2 separate regions of the Homo sapiens genome follow, and region 2 is linked to region 1. A link is an interaction called in ENCODE POLR2A ChIA-PET data of the cell type or tissue named here. Cell type or tissue: PC-9. All regions are shown on one strand. Each heading gives the region's core, and the rest is flanking DNA. Links, peaks and the distances in the headings are about the cores only. Region 1 has its middle 8.4 kb from the start of MYO1E. Region 2 overlaps MYO1E (myosin IE).

Region 1 (5,380 bases), core at 292-5,291:
CCAGGCCCGGCTAATTTTTTTCTATTTTTAGTAGAGACGGGGTTTCACCGTGTTAGCCAGGATGGTCTCGATCTCCTGATCTCGTGACCTGCCCTCCTCAGCCTCCCAAAGTGCTGGGATTACAGGCGTGAGCCACCGCGCCCGGCCTTTCCAGGCTGGTCTTGAACTCCTTGCTTCAAGAAATTTTCCCACCTCTGCCTCCCAAAATGCTGAGATTACAGGCTAATTTCGCTACTTTATAAATTATTTCTAAGCATCACCCCCTGCCACCACTCTCACACCCACTCGCAGTTTTTAAACTGAAAAGAAACTGGAATGTTTACATAATCATTATTGGAGCTAGGACACTTTTTTTTTTTTTTTTTGAGATGGAGTCTCGCTCTGTCGCCCAGGCTGGAGTGCGGTGGCGTGATCTCAGCTCACTGCAAGCTCCGCCTCCCCGGTTCATGCCATTCTCCTGCCTCAGCCTCCCGAGTAGCTGGGACTACAGGCGCCCGCCACCACGCCCGGCTAATTTTTTGTATTTTTAGTAGAGACAGGGTTTCACCAAGTTAGACCAGGATGGTCTCGATCTCCTGACCTTGTGATCGCCCGCCTCGGCCTCCCAAAGTGCTGGGATTACAGGTGTGAGCCATCGTGCCCGGCCGGAGCTGGGACACTTTTTAAAGGGAATTTATATAGCTAGGATTTGTGACAGTTGTGTGATTTTTTTATGTGGTTATGTGGTGTCATGCACTTTTCAATTCACTGAGGTCTCTTTTATAATAAAAATGCATATTTATATTTACTTTATAAAATTTGGAGCAAAACTGTACTACTTTAAATTATGGAAGCTTATAATTGTCATAGCTGTTTTTAGAATCACATTCTTGGTCCAACTTATAATCCATTTGTTATCAAGTCCTTATTGAAGCATTCCTCCTATGGGAAACTGTCATCAACTTTATCATGTTTGGCTCTATTTCGGGATTTCCAGGAATTCAATATAATAAAAGAGAGGGGCCATCTCCTTGTGCCGTTGACCTTTGTACATTCACCTTTCCACAGATACAGACATTGTATAGAAATGCACCTGAGCCATGTTTCCTACATGGCATCAGGACAATGGGCCAGGCAACAAAGGAACCTTTTGAGCTATCTCTTGGCGGTGCTGCCTGCCAGTCCATAGCTCAGGTCCACCTGCGCTACCAGCATTGTCAAACTACAGTATTTACTCAATTACATTCATACTGGGTTCCATTTAGCCTTGTCGCTTTTTCAAAATTAGTGAAATATGGAGAAAATATAAGTGCAAACACTAGTAAAAGGGAGTGTTGTTCTCATAAACATAAAACAATTGAGACAAAGAAGGGAATCATTAGGTGTGGAGAAGGTAGTGAATATTTAGCCTCAATAATGACAACTCATACCGAGACGTTGCTACGCATCACTCATCATTGCTATTACTTTATATGATTTAATTCATATTCTTACAACACTATGTGAGAAATAAATGATGAAGGTACTATTATTATCTCTGTCTTTACAGATAAAAAAAAATTCATGATTTATAAAGGTAAATAGCCTGACCCAAATCTTAAAGCTGCCTATTGGACTTCAGGTGGTCAACTTTGCTCAGCTAGGATGGAGATGCTCAGATTTTAAAAACATCTATGCATGCTGGAATTATAGCTTAAGACTATGTCTAGGGGACAGCACACAATCAGGGATTTTATGCTACATTTTAGATCTCTGAAAATAGAAACCTGTGCTTAAAGCACACGGATTTGTCTTTGAACTTTATATATCTGACATTGGTGTGTGTTTTGGGAACGTGTTCTATATGAAGGTAGAACTCTCTTGCATTGTTGTATGTTTTGGATGTACATGTAAACATGTGAATCCTATGAGGACTGGGAACTTGTCTTCTACTTCTCCAGCACCTACAACAGTGCTCAGTAAAGGTTGGTTGTGGTGGTGAGTGATAACAGTAGTCAGTTGGAAACCATGCTGCCATCATGCTGAACACCAAGAAACACTCTATTCAATCTCCCCAAGTGTTTGTAACAATATATTGAAAAACATGTCATCTATCTGAGCATGGTGGCTCACACCTGTAATTCCAGCACTTTGGGAGGCCGAGGAGGGAGGATCGCTTGAGCCCAGGAGCTTGAGACCAGCCTGGGCAATATAGCAAGACCCAGTCCTACAAAAAAAGAAAAAAAAATTAGCTAGCCATGTTGGCACCGCCTGTAGTTCTGGCTACTTGGGAGGCAGAGGCAGGAGGATTGCTTGAGATATGTGTTCACACCACTGGAGTCCAGCCTGAGTGACAGAGTGAGACCCTGTGTCAAAAAAAAAAAAAAAAAAGAAAAAAATGTCATCTTAAATACACACACACAACACACACATCTATGTGTTTACACAAATATTTAAAGGCATGTAATCAAAAACACATTTATAAGTACATGATAATAAAGGAAAAATGATGTCACATCTCAAGTATGTAAACACATTTACAGGCACAATGATGATAAAGGGGAAATGATGATGATCATTACAAAGGCCATACATTTTTTTCTATTGAAGAGGTGAACGGAATTACCCTCCTGGACTCACTAAGTGTAGAAATCGAGGCAGCAGACAGGCAAAGTCAGCAAACTGCTGCATGCCCTAAATTTGGAGTGTCTACCCTGTCTTCCTTCCCCAGAGACTCTGTCCCCATCTGCCATCTCTTTTTAATGGGGCAGTAAGCTTTAGGACATCACTCCTCTCACAGCATTTGCTTGGAATGTGACTGGACAGGCACCTGGTCCCAGCAGAGCCTTCCTTGTCAGTGACCTATGACCTGGGTGGCGTGATTTAAAAGGTTGAGCTGGGTGAGTCAGATTCTTTCTTTTTTTCTCTCCGTCCCTTTCTCCCTATGGAACTTGAATCAAAAGTCTAGAGGGCAGTTTCCAGTGAGCTGTGGGCAACATTGTAAAAAACGTTATTCTAGGGCCCAAGTCAGATCGTGACAGGCTACAGGCACTTTGCAAGCTGAAATCGGGGAAGAGGAACAACTGTGAGTTAAGTGGGAGAAGCTTCAAGAGACAGACAAGAAAAGAACATCCAACCACGCAGAGATGCACAGCCCTGCCTTCTTTTGTCTTGTTTTTCCTGGGCTCCTGGGCATGTATACTTTAAAAAAAAATTTCTTTCTGGCCTAGTGAAGTGGCTCACGCCTATAATCCCAGCACTTTGGGAGGCTGAGGCACTTGGATCACTTGAGGCCAGGAGTTCGAGACCAGCCTGGCCAACATGGCAAAACCCCATCTCTACTAAAAATTCAAAAATTAGATAGGTGTGGTGGCACGTGCCTATGGTCCCAGCTACTCGGGAGGCTGAGGCATGAGAATCGTTTGAACCTGGGAGGCAGAGGTTGCAGTGAGCCAAGGTCGTGCCAGTGCACTCCAGCTTGGGTGACAGAGTGAGACTCTATCTCAAACAAAAACAAAAACAAAAGCAAAAAAATAAAGCAAAGGCCAGGCATGGTAGCTCACGCCTATAATCCCAGCACTTTGTGAGGGTGCAGCGGCTGGATCACTGGAGATCAGGAGTTAGAGACCAGCCTGGCCAACATGATGAAACCCTGTCTCTACTAAAAATACAAAAATTAGCCAGGTGTGGTGACGTGCACCTGTAATCCCAGCTACTTGGGAGGCTGAGGCAGGAGAATCGCTTGAACCTGGGAGGCGGAGGTTGTAGTGAACCGACATCACAACACTGCACTCCAGTTTGGGCAACCGAGTGAGACTCCGCCTCAAAAAAAAAAACAACATTATTTTCTTTAAAGTAACCCATGTGCTCTTCTGATCCTTGTTAGTAAAAGAGACTAAATTGGAGCAACACATAACGGCAGAAAAAAGTCTCTCTTGGCCAGATGTGGTCACTCACCTGTAATTCCAGCAATTTGGGAGGCTGAGGCAGGAGGACAGCTTGAGGCCGGGAGTTTAAGGCAGCAGTGAGCTGTCATCATGCCATCATACTCCAGTCTGGGCAACAAAGCAAGATGTCATCTCAAAATAAATGAATGAATGAATGAATAAATAAATAAATGAATAAATAAATAAGTCTCTGCCAGTGGAGGATATAAACACACACACACCAAAAAAAAAAACACAGGAGAACCATATAAGTACAGCAGTCCAAGACCATGAAAGATAGTGGCAAACAGTCATTTCATCTGACAGTCCCCCAGGACCTTGGTTCGTGCAATCCTGTGCAATAATCAATATTTATGGTAATGACCTTGAGTCTTAAAGCAAAAGCTGCCTGACATTCAATGTATTTTCAGAAGTCCATGAAATGTGTAGTTTCATTCAGAAAAAACTTTTCTTAAAGTTAAAAAAAAAAGTCTTGGTATCTAAAAATGACAAGATTTGGCTGGGTGTAGTGGTTTATGCCTTTAATCCCAGCACTTTGGGAGGCTGAGGCTGGAGGACTGCTTTAGCCCGGAGTTCGAGACCAGCCTGGGTAACATGGTGAGACTCTGTCTCTACAAAAAATAAAAAAATTAGCCGAGCTATAGGTAGTGTGTACCTATGGTCCCAGCTACTTGGGAGGCTGAGACGGGAGGATCCCTTGAGCCTGGCACAGTGATACCTGTTTGTGCCTCTGCACTCCAGCCTGGGAGACACAGTGTGGTGCTGTCAAACAAACAAACAAAAAAACAAAAACAAAAAAAAAAAAAGAAAGAAAAGAAAGAAAAAAGGAAAAAAGGCAAGGTTCATGCAGAGATTTGTTATTTTTTACTTTTTGAAATGCACATATTTATTGATCCATGCCTTGCCTTGTTGTAGCAAAGAGCTCAGATGACTTATAAGAATACACAGGATCCAACAGGAAAGTAAACATTGACAGTGAGTGGGGAAAATAAAGAACATCAAGGTATGGACAAGAGATTTAGTTATCTGCAAAGCTCATTTCCATGGACTTCCTCATTCCTTGCTAGATCATGGACCACCATAACTAGTATTAATCATTGTTTCAACTCCAAATTTTTTAGATTTGGAGAAAGATCAAGGTTTATCTTCTGAATGTAAAAATCAAATTGAAACTGGAAGAAAAGAAAATATTGATTTAAATCAGAGAAAATATAATAATAAATCTACACAAACATGCTTTTAATAAGCTGCTAATTTAAGCATATATTTAAATCATTTCTATTCCTTTACTTCAGTAAAATAATTCTTAAGGCAAAATAATTTTATTTTATTTTATTTTTTTTTGAGACAGAGTCTCCCTCCGTCACCCAGGCTGGAGTGCAATGGCACTGTCTCGGTTCACTGCAACCTCTGCCTCCTGGGTTCAAGTGAGTCTTCTGCCCCAGCCTCCTGAGTAGCTGGGATTACAGGCACCT
Region 2 (5,380 bases), core at 327-5,326, 180 kb after region 1:
CCCCTGCGCTCCAACCTGGGCAGTAGAGCGAGACCCTGTCTCAAAAACAAAACAAAAACCTAAAATCCCCTACTGACCTCCCTCTGTTATGTTCTGTCAAGATATACCTCAATTCCTGTGACTAGGGACGTTGGAAAGGCATTGTTTTAAAATTTATTTTGCAGTCTTTGATTCCAAATTGCTTATATCTTAGAATTCTTTCCCTTCATGACTTTTGTCCGTTGTTCATTTCCCCAAGTCACATCTTGATGGCCCGCGCTGTGAGTCAGATGGCTTTTCTGTAGCCAAGGTTATGTGCCTGGGGACGGCCCTTCACCCCATCCTCTAGAAAGGCAGGCTTTCAGCCCCAGAGGTACTTACAGATTGTTAATTCATTCTCTTTCTCCTTTTCCAGGCCTTTCATAAAGTCTTTATTTCCGGAAAATCTGCAGGCTGACAAGAAAGGGCGCCCAACTACTGCCGGAAGCAAAATAAAGGTTAGTTCTATTTTAGGAAGTTTATAGATTCTTATAAGGGCTAGCGCTTTCTAGGAGTAAGGAACTGCACCCCTGGGCCAGGATGAGGTCAGTGAGACGTGAGGAGGTGGTTACAGAAGATGCCCAGAAGTAACATCGCTGCTTGTTACAAGGTTCCAGGATGCAAGCTGAATTTGACTTGGCTGTACCGAAACCTTAAATGGATATTAAGTACCTCATAGCTTAATAGTCAGCAGATGATAATCAGCTACTTTCTAAGAGGAAATGGCTTTAAACAGAACCTGGAAGAATTTATGTTAAACTGTCAGAGAAATATGGTTCGGAGCCATGTTTTGGATACTGTTGACAGTTTACCAGGCCAGGCCCAAAAACCTGCCAGTTATGGAACGTTACTTGCCAGAAATTCTACTTGGTCTTTTAGGGGCAATTTATGCATCCCTCCTCACTGGGTCCTACAGGCCTCTCCTTGCTGTGAATTGAAGACACATCTAGCCACATGGTGTCTCAAAGTCTGAAGGAAATCTTACAGTGTTTCTCAGGAAGTAGGCAGGGTTCTGTGGTACCTGAGCCATTACACTGAATTAAGAGTTTACACTTAATTACACTGAATTAAGAGTTTGTGGGCTGGGTGCGGTGGCTCACGCCTGTAATCCCAGCACTTTGGGAGGCTGAGGCGGGTGGATCACCTGAGGTCAGGAGTTCAAGACCAGCCTGACCAACATGGAGAAACCCTGTCTCTACTAAAAATACAAAATTAGCCAGGCGTGGTGGCACGTGAGTGTAATCCCAGCTACTCAGGAGGCTGAGGCAGGAGAATCACTTGAACCCTGGAGGCAGAGGTTGCAGTGAGCCAAGATTGCGCGATTGCACTCCAGCCTCGGCAACAAGAGTAAAACTCCATCTCAAAAAAAAAAAAAAAAAAAATCTGTGTCAGCCAGATGTAGTGGCTCTGGCCTGTAATCCCAACACTTTTGGAGGCCGAGGAGGGAGGATTACTTGACCCCAGGAGTTCGAGACCAACCTGTGCGATATAATGAGAACCCCATCTCTACTAAAAATAAAAATGAGGTGTAGTGGCTCACATCTTATGCTCTCAGCTACTTGGGAGGCTAAGGAAGGAGGATCGCTTTAGTCAAGGAAGTCAAAGCTGCAGTGAGCCATGATTGCTCCAGCCTGGGGGACAGAACGAGACCCTGTCTCCAAAAAAAAAAAAAAATAGTTTTTGTCATTGTGTCACACACAATCATGTAACTCTAAGAAATACTCACTGAGCTATTTTTTAAAATCATACTGGTTAAGAATAATTTTTTTAAAAATTATACCAGCTGAATACTTCCTCAGTTTTACAATCAAAGGAATGGTTGAGTGACAGCAGGGCTTTGAGTTTGCTCGCCTGTGTTCGAATCTCAGCTCTGGCTTTTCCTCGCTGTGTGCTTGCCAAGGTGTTACTTACGCTCTCAGTGCCCTCACCGCTTCCCTGTAAAATGGAGTCTATCTTAAGAGTCTATCTTAAGATATTAGTGTCTATCTTAAGAGATTACTGTGATGATTCAGCTTCATAATTCATTGGAAGCATGTAACGCAGTGCCTGAGGCATACTGAACACAAGATGTATATGTATGCTCTGACTACATTCTTTCCCATTAGCCCCTTTCCTGTATCGCCGTTGTTGGTCTCTGCTTAATTGTTGTTTTTTTCTTTTTTGTAAAGTTGGGGTGTCACAATGTCACCTAGGCTGGTCTTGAACTCCTGGGCTCAAGCGATCCACCTCAGACTCCCAAAATGCTAGGATTACAGGCACAAGCCACCGAGTCCAGCCTGGGCTTTCAGCTGTAGGGTAGAGCCCTCTGAGCGTCAAGAACATCATGTTGAAAGAACTAGAGACATTTAGTAGCCTCAGGACAGTCCCTGGGTTAGGCTCACTGGGGCAGATTGCTGAAGGCAGAAAACAAATGAAATTCTCATGAGGCCCAGATATTAATGTCTGCGTGAAGTGTCTGACTCATGCCTTTACTGCAAAGTCCTGGATAAGGATTAACTCTGGGCTGGAAAATCGAGTCATAAGACTGTCACATTCAGATCCAAGGGGCCCAGATCATCCAGGTTATGATGACTCATTTTCAAGTGGTCTGGATTATTGTCTATAAAAAGGAGAGCAAGGGTAGGGACACTTTTTCCTCCTTAAAGACTTGTCCCCTTTCTTTCCTTCGTATGCTTGTCTGGTTGAAGGCTCAAAGTGCCACCATTGTGGGATGTTTCCAAAATGTTTAGGTTTACAAGTCTCAGGCCCTTGTCTAGGGAGGTCAAGCTGAAGTCAGCAGTTTACCTAAAGAGAGTACAGCATGTTTTCCCACCTCCAGGCACAATCTCCTTGGTGGATGTTGTGACCTCTGTCTGCCTGGCTGTCTGCCTCCACGTAGGAATAAAAGTCTCTCCCAGTACCTCTTACAGATACATAGCCATGGCCCAATCGCTGATACGTTCCATATCTACAGTAATTTGCAGACATCATTGTCATCTTAACGATGTCCCTGAGGCGTAAGCGTTTAAAAGGATTCTGAGTTCCTTGAAAGAAAAATTAAACTTGTGTTCAAGGTCATCGTAGTGTTATAGATTTCATTATATTCTAATTATTTAAAAATTTAAACTGATTTGTAGGATTTAACTAATAGAATATTCATTTGATGGGAACTCTTATTATATTGATTATAAATAAAAGTATAAATATAGTAATATTTAATAGCATTTGATTTTGAGGTTTTACTTAATTCGATATTGTCGTGTCTGGAAGGGACAAGTACAGGTTGAGCATCTCAAATCCTGAAATGCTCCAATGAGCATTTCCTCTGAGCATCGTGTTGGTGCTCAAAAAGTTTCAAATTTTGGAGCATTTTGGATTTCAGCTTTTCAGATTAGGGGTACTCAACTATAAAGTATAATGCAGGCCGGGCACAGTGGCTCATGGCTGTTATCCTAGCACTTTGGGAGACCGAGGTGGCTGGATCATTTGAGGTCAGTCTGGCCAACATGGTGAAACCCCATCTCTACTAAAAATACAAAAATTAGCTGGGCATGGTGGCAGGAGCCTGTAATGCCAGCTACTCAGGAGGCTGAGGCAGGAGAATTGGTTGAGCCCAGGAGGTGGAGGTTGCAAGTGAGCCGAGATCATGCCACTGAACTCCAGCCTGGGCGACAGAGCGAGACTCCATCTCAAAAAATAAAGTATAATGCCAATATTCCAAAATCTGAAAAAATCCAAAATCCGAAACACTTCCCTTCCCAAGCATTTCGGATAAGGGATACTCATCCCATATTTAAATTAGAGCCAAAGATTGATGCTACGGAGAAACAGAACCAAGCTCAGAGGTGGCAAAGGCAGACTGGCTATAGCTTTATCTGAGTGCAGCTGGAGCTATAAGGGACATGACAGAGGAAGTACAGGCATCATGCAGGTGATTGGATTGGTTGGGGGTTTTTTTGGTTTGTTTTTTTTTTGTTTTTTTTCTTGAGATGGAGCCTTGCTGTGTCACCCAGGCTGAAGGGCAGTGATGCGATCTTGGCTCACTGCAACCTCTGCCTCCCAGATTCAAGCGATCCTCCTGCCTCATCCTCCCACGTGGCTGGACTACAGGTGGCACCACCATGCTCAGCTAATTTTTTGGTATTTTTTTTAGTAGAGACGAAGTTTCACCATGTTGGCCAGGCTGGTCTCGAACTCCTGACTTCAATTGATCCGCCTGCCTCAGCCTCCCGAAGTGCTGAGATTACAGGAGTGAGCCGTTGCACCCAGCCTGATTGTTTGTTTTTTAATATGTATTTCAATCTCTAGATTAAATTAGAGGTCTTCTAGTTCAACCTACTTAGTTTACAGATAGAGAACTGAGGACCAGAGAAATCTAGTGATTAGTCATGTAACTTGCAAATAAAAGTGCCAGGACCCACAGTCAGGCCTGCTGTCATCTCTGTTGAAGGTAGAATGAGGAGCTTTCACCCTGAGCCGTTTCTCACTGTGCTGTCTGCGTATTTTAACACCTGCTTCTGTTGAGCAAGTGCTGTTGGTACTTTTCTGTCCTAACTCAGGAACCCTTCTTGGCTGGAATCAGGATTAAATTCAGTTACTGCTTCACAACCACCTCAGCAGACATCTTAAGTTGACCCAAGGTTGGGCACAGTGGCTCACACCTGTAATCTCAGCACTCTGGGAGGCCAAGGTGGGAAGATTGCTTGAGGCCAGGATTGGAGACGAGCCTGGGAAATATAGTGAGACCCCACCTCTACAAAAATTTTTTTTCAAAAATTAGCTGGGTGTGGTGGCATGTGCTTCCAGTCCCAGCTACACAGAGGGCTGAGGTGGAAGGATCACTCGAGCTTGGGAGGCCAAGGCTCCAGTGAGCTGTGATCATGCCACTCTACTCCAGCCTGGACAACAGAGCAAGACCCTGTTTCAAAAATTAAAAATAGGTAAATAAAGTTGACCCATAGCTATTGAAATACAGGATAATTTTGATGGTTAAGATGTATTTCTGTTTGCTGAAATTAATTATTCACAGCCTGGTGGCTTCTGTCTAATCCTACCTCAACCAGTTAATTCCTTTTATATCACACTAAATGATCCCATCTCTTTGTCAGCAAGGCAGGATAGGATTGTTGCCAAAGAACAGGCTTGGTAGCCCATGGGCGTGGGTTCAAGCCTTACTTCTCTTTCATGCAAATTGTGTCATCTTGAGCAATACTTTGTTTCTTTAAGGCCCAGCTTTCTCATCTAAAAAACAGGAATAATATTAAATAGTAGCCACCTCTTCAGGTTGTTGTGAGGCGTAAATGAGATAATACATGTATCTAATCTGCACTGCAAACTCAGTAAATGTTATCTGTCACTATTTTAGCTGGAGAGGACTATGGCA

The links. ChIA-PET counts read pairs that join two places held together with the same protein. Peaks named below come from ENCODE experiments on the same cell type or tissue, not always from the same donor. Only the 100,000 strongest peaks of a DNase experiment are listed, where the experiment ranks them.
Region 2: POLR2A ChIA-PET joins it to region 1 with 7 read pairs; 4 of 35 experiments call an interaction of 5 or more read pairs at or near these places.

Annotation. Positions count from the first base shown.
Region 1 is chr15:59,378,565-59,383,944 of GRCh38, reverse strand. No RefSeq gene overlaps it. Among named protein-coding and RNA genes, the nearest start is that of MYO1E, 8.4 kb to the right of the region's middle. RefSeq lists an enhancer at 3,380-3,881. In PC-9, for the core only: no CTCF peak of the experiment used is centred there; a DNase peak (open chromatin) is centred at 2,824; H3K27ac peaks cover 1,589 bases.
Region 2 is chr15:59,197,422-59,202,801 of GRCh38, reverse strand. MYO1E (myosin IE) reads left to right here. Exons shown (of 28, transcript NM_004998.4): 16 at 395-476. Among named protein-coding and RNA genes, the nearest start is that of LDHAL6B, 6.7 kb to the left of the region's middle. In PC-9, for the core only: no CTCF peak of the experiment used is centred there; a DNase peak (open chromatin) is centred at 2,531; H3K27ac peaks cover 2,307 bases.